Regions from separate parts of the Homo sapiens genome. Here region 2 is linked to region 1. Evidence: chromatin loops called from intact Hi-C (ENCODE). Cell type or tissue: dorsolateral prefrontal cortex. All regions are shown on one strand.

What was found. A loop is a pair of places that touch in the nucleus more often than their neighbours do. Peaks named below come from ENCODE experiments on the same cell type or tissue, not always from the same donor. Only the 100,000 strongest peaks of a DNase experiment are listed, where the experiment ranks them.
Region 2: it touches region 1 in a loop (5-fold over the local background); 8 of 110 quality-filtered maps call a loop at or near these places.

What each region holds. Positions count from the first base shown.
Region 1 is chr10:121,601,192-121,603,691 of GRCh38, forward strand. No RefSeq gene overlaps it. Among named protein-coding and RNA genes, the nearest start is that of FGFR2, 4.0 kb to the left of the region's middle. In dorsolateral prefrontal cortex, no CTCF peak of the experiment used is centred here; no DNase peak of the experiment used is centred here; H3K27ac peaks cover 584 bases.
Region 2 is chr10:121,326,273-121,328,772 of GRCh38, forward strand. No RefSeq gene overlaps it. Among named protein-coding and RNA genes, the nearest start is that of LINC01153, 150 kb to the left of the region's middle. In dorsolateral prefrontal cortex, no CTCF peak of the experiment used is centred here; no DNase peak of the experiment used is centred here.

The sequences.
Region 1 (2,500 bases):
TTAGATGAAATAAAGGCTGCTGACATGAAGTGCTCATGAACCTTCCCGGGTGGATCTGAGCTCCCTGCAACACCAGGAATTTCATTCTCTAAGCTACATCTCAATAGTGCCCTCGGCATAAAAGAAGCACTCAAATGGAAGGATATAGAATAGTCGGAGGACTATGATAAGAGTATTTACTTCTGGGTAAGGGGAGGGGCTGGATGCTGTGACAGCTCCAGCCCATCTTCAGGGAGCTTGTGGCATTTAAGTGAAGCAAAATCATTGATCCCACTACTGAACAGCATCAATGATTTTAAACTTAGAACTGGGCCTGAATTCCAAAGCCAAGGCTTCCCCGGAGACAAAGTCCTTCTGGAAGTATAGCCTCACTTTGAGGCAAAGGGGAATGGCTTTCTTAAGGTGAGAGGCTGGATGCAGCTTTCTTTACTCAATAGCTTTGTGACCTGTGGCCGGGCGCAGTGGCTCACGCCTGTAATTCCAGCACTTTGGGAGGCCGAGGCAGGCGGATCACTTGAAGGCAGGAAGTCGAGACCAGGCTGACCAACATGGTGAAATGCCGTCTCCACTAAAAACACAAAAATTGGCCGCTTGTGGTGGCGCATGCCTGTAATCCCACATACTCTGGAAGCTAAGGCATGTGAATCGCTTGAACCCAGGAGGCTGAGGTTGCAGTGAGCTGAGATCGCCCCACTGCACTCCAGCCTGGGTGACAGAGCAAGATTCCCTCTCAAAAAACAACAAAAAAAGGCCTGGCATGGTGGCTCACACCTGTAATCCCAGCACTTTGGGAGGCCGAGGCAAGTGGATCACCTGAGGTCAGGAGTTCAAGACCAGCCTGACCAACATGGAGAAACCCCGTCTCTACTAAAAATACAAAATTAGCTGGGCATGGTCGTACATGCCTGTAATCTCAGCTACTCAGGAGGCTGAGCCGGGAGAATCACTTGAACCTAGGAGGCAGAGGTTGCGGTGAGCCGAGATCGTGCCATTGCACTCCCGCCTGGGTAACAAGAGAGAAACTCCGTCTCAAAAAAAACAAACAAACAAACAAACAAACGCTGTGTTACCTCAGGCCAGTTGCTTGAGTTATCTGAGTTTTCCATTTTCTCAGCTGTAAAATGGGGAAAATAATGGTTCTTATTTCCTGGATTTTTTTTTTCTTTTTTTTTTTTGAGACAGAGTTTCACTCTGTCACCCAGGCTGGAATGCAGTGGCACGATCTCGGCTCACTGCAGCCTCCACCCTCAGGGTTCAAATGATTCTCCTTCCTCAGCCTCCTGAGTAGCTGGGACTACAGGTGCCTGCCACCGCGCCCAGCTAATTTTTTGTATTTTTAGTAGAGATGGGGTTTCACCATCTTGGCCAAGCTGGTCTTGAACTGCTGACCTCGTGATCCACCCGCCTCGGCCTCCCAAAGTGCTGGGATTACAGGCGTGAGCCACCGCACCCGGCCTCTCCTAGATCTTTAATAGGATCACTAAGAGGATGAAATGAGTTAGGACGTGACAAGCACTTAGTTTTTCTTTGTTTTTGTTTTTTTATTTGTTCGGGTTTTTTTGGTTGTTTTGTTTTTGCCTTTGTTTTTGTTTTTGTTTTTTGGTTTTTTTTGAGATGGAGTCTTGCTCTGTCATCCAGAGTGCAGTAGCGTGATCTTGGCTCACTACAACCTCTGCCTCCTGGGTTCAAGTGATTCTCCTGCCTCAGCCTCCCAAGTAGCTGGGACTACAAGCGCCTGCCACCACGCCCGGCTAATTTTTTTATATTTTTAGTAGAGATGGCATTTCACCAAGTGATCCACCTGCCTCCCAAAGTGCTGGGATTACAGGCGTGAGCCACCGCACCCGGCACTTAATTGTTTTTGTTTTGGTTTGGTTCGGTTTTTTGAGACAGGATCTTTCTCTGTCACCCAGACTGGAGGGCAGTGGCACAATCACAGCTCACTGCAGCCTCCAACTCCTGAGCTCACGCAAGCTTCCCACCTCAGCCTCCTGAGTAGCTGGGACTATAGGCATGCACCACCATGCCCAGCTAATTTTTGTATTTTTTGTAGAGACAGGGGTCTCATTATGTTGCCCAGGCTGGTCTCAAACTCCTGGCCTCAAGTGATCCTCCCTCCTTAGCCTCCCAAAGCACTGAGATTACAGGCGTGAGCCACCATGCCCAGCCTCGCTTAGACATTTTTATTCAGGTGGTCCTCATGGTTTGGAGAAACTTTGACACACGAGCAAGTCTCTTGAGGATTACTATCCATACACAGTAGTCCACCCTGATATGCAGTTTCCTTTGCCATGGTTTCAGTTACCCTCAGTTACCTGAGTTCAGCTGCAGTCTGAAAATAGGTGAGCATAGTACAATAAGATATTTTAATTGAGAGACCATATTCATATAACTTTTATTATAACTGTCCTTTTTTAATTAGTTTATTATTATTAATACTTTTTTTTTTTTTTTTGAGACAGAGTCTCGCCCTGTCACCCAGGCTGAAGTGCAGTGGCGC
Region 2 (2,500 bases), 270 kb before region 1:
TAAAAAGTAGCACCATCTCACAACTGTCTCCTGTAACCTAACACACAGGAGATCGATAACACACACATTTATATTTGGTTCTAAGAACTAAGCTTCTCCTGCCATCCCTGAATGCAGGTTGGAATTTATAAAGGGGCATTAAGCAGGAGGGATGACACCTCATGCTCATCTTTTTACAAACACCCACCTCTGTGTGTGCTCTTTAGATATAGTTGTGCAAATGAAGATTCCACACAACGTTGGACAAATTGCCTTCTCTCACACCAGCTACATCAGTGATGAAAACTGGAAAAAGAAATTAAAGTTGGCCAGGCACGGTGGCTCACGTCTGTAATCCCAGCATTTTGAGAGGCCAAGGAGGGCGGATCACGAGGTCAGGATTTTGAGACCAGCCTGACCAACATGGTGAAACCCTGTCTCTACTAAAAAAAATACAAAAGTTAGCCAGGTGTGGTGGCACATCCTGTAATCCCAGCTACTCAGGAGGCTGAGGCAGGTGTATCACTTGAACCTGGGAGGTGGAGGTTGCAGTGAGCCAAGATCATGCCACTGCACTCCAGGTTGGGCAACAGAACAAGACTCTGTCTCAACAAAAAGAAAAAAAGAAATTAGAATTGTTGGGAGAATTAACCTAATGGACACAAAGTCCTTAACATGCTGCCTGGCCCATAGTGATGCCCAATAAATGTTAGTTTGCTCTTTTAATTTCATTACGCCATTTTTAGCCTGTTCTACTTGCCAACCTTGCAAGAGGTAAGAGGTCTCATGTTTCAAAAGCAAATCATGCTTATTCACATTTCCATACTCATACCTCCCTCTACGTGGAGCACCCTTCTTTCAAGATCCTTACAGATGAGGTCATCTCCTTCCACAAACCTGTCCTTTCCAACACCCCTAGACAGGGGCAGTCTCTCTCCGCCCATGTCCCTACAGTGCTGGGACCACACTTCTCATATAGTCCTCATTAAACCATAAGTAGTTGTCCGTATTTTTTTTCACTAATATATTGGGGTAAAATTGATATAAAATAAAACCACTTAAAATGTACAATTTAGGGTGGGCGCGGTGGCTCACATCTGTAATCCTAGCACTTTGGGAGGCCGAGGCCGGCAGATGACGACGTCAGGAGATCAAGACCATCTCTGGCTGACATGGTGAAACCCCAACTCTATTAAAAATACAAAAAATTAGCCGGATGTGGTGGCACGTGCCTGTAGTCCCAGCTACTCAGGAGGCTGAGACAGGACAATCGCTTGAATCCAGGAAGCAGAGATTGCAGTGAGCTGAGATCACGCTACTGCATTCCAGCCTGGGTGACAGAGTGAGACTCCATCTCAAAAAAAAAAAAAAAGTACAATTTAATGGCATTAAGTACATTCACAATGTTGTGCATGTATTACCGTTAATTCTAAGAATTTTCATCACTTCGAAAGGAAATTCCGTAGCCATTAAGCAGCCACTCCCCATTCCCACCTGCCCCCAGTTCTGGCAACCACAAATCTTTCTGTCTCTATGGATGTACCAATTTTTGATATTTCATGTAAATTGAATCATTCAATATGTAACCCTTAGTGTCTGGCTTCTTTCACCTAACATAGTATTTTCAAGGTTCATCCATGTCGTAGCATGTATCAGCACTTTGTTCCTTTTTATGGCTGAATACTATTCCATTGTATGGCTATGCCACATTTTTATTCATTTGTTGATAGACATTTGAGATGTCCACATCTTTTGGCTATTGTAAATAGGTCTGCTGTAAACATTCATGTATTTCTTTAATGGCTGTTTTCAGTTCTTTAGGGTATATACTTAGGAGTAGAATTGCTGGATCATAGGCTAATTCTATGATTAAATGTTTGAGGAAACTCCAAACTGTCTCCATAGTGGCTGCACTATTTTACATTCCCAGCAGTAGTGTGTGAGGGTTCCAATTCTCCATATCCTCACCAACACTTTTTTTCTTTTTTTATTATTATTATTATTATTATTATTATTATTATTATTGCCATCCTAGTGGATATGAAGTAGTTCCTCATTGTGGTTTTATTTTTGAGACAGAGTCTAACTCTGTTGCCCAGGCTGGAGTGCAGTAGTGCGATCTTGGCTCACTGCAACCTCTGCCTCCCAGGTTCAAGCCATTCTCCTGCCCCAGCCTCCCGAGTAGCTGGGACTACAGGTGCATGCCACCACAGCCGGCTAATGTTTGTTTGTTTGTTTGTTTGTTTTTAGTAAATATGGGGTTTCACTATGTTGGCTAGGTTGGTTTCGAACTCCTGACCTCGGCCTCCCAAAGTGCTGGGATTACAGGTGTGAGCCACCGTGCCCGGCCTCACTGTGATTTTGATTTACTTTTTGTCAGTGGCTAAAGATGTTGAGCATCTTTTCATGGGCTTGTTGGCCATTTGTATAACACTGGAACATGTTGGTTATTGAGCTTTATACCCTCTGTGCCCTCGAGGCTGTGAGCTCAATGACAGTGGAGGACGCCGCTCCTTCTCCT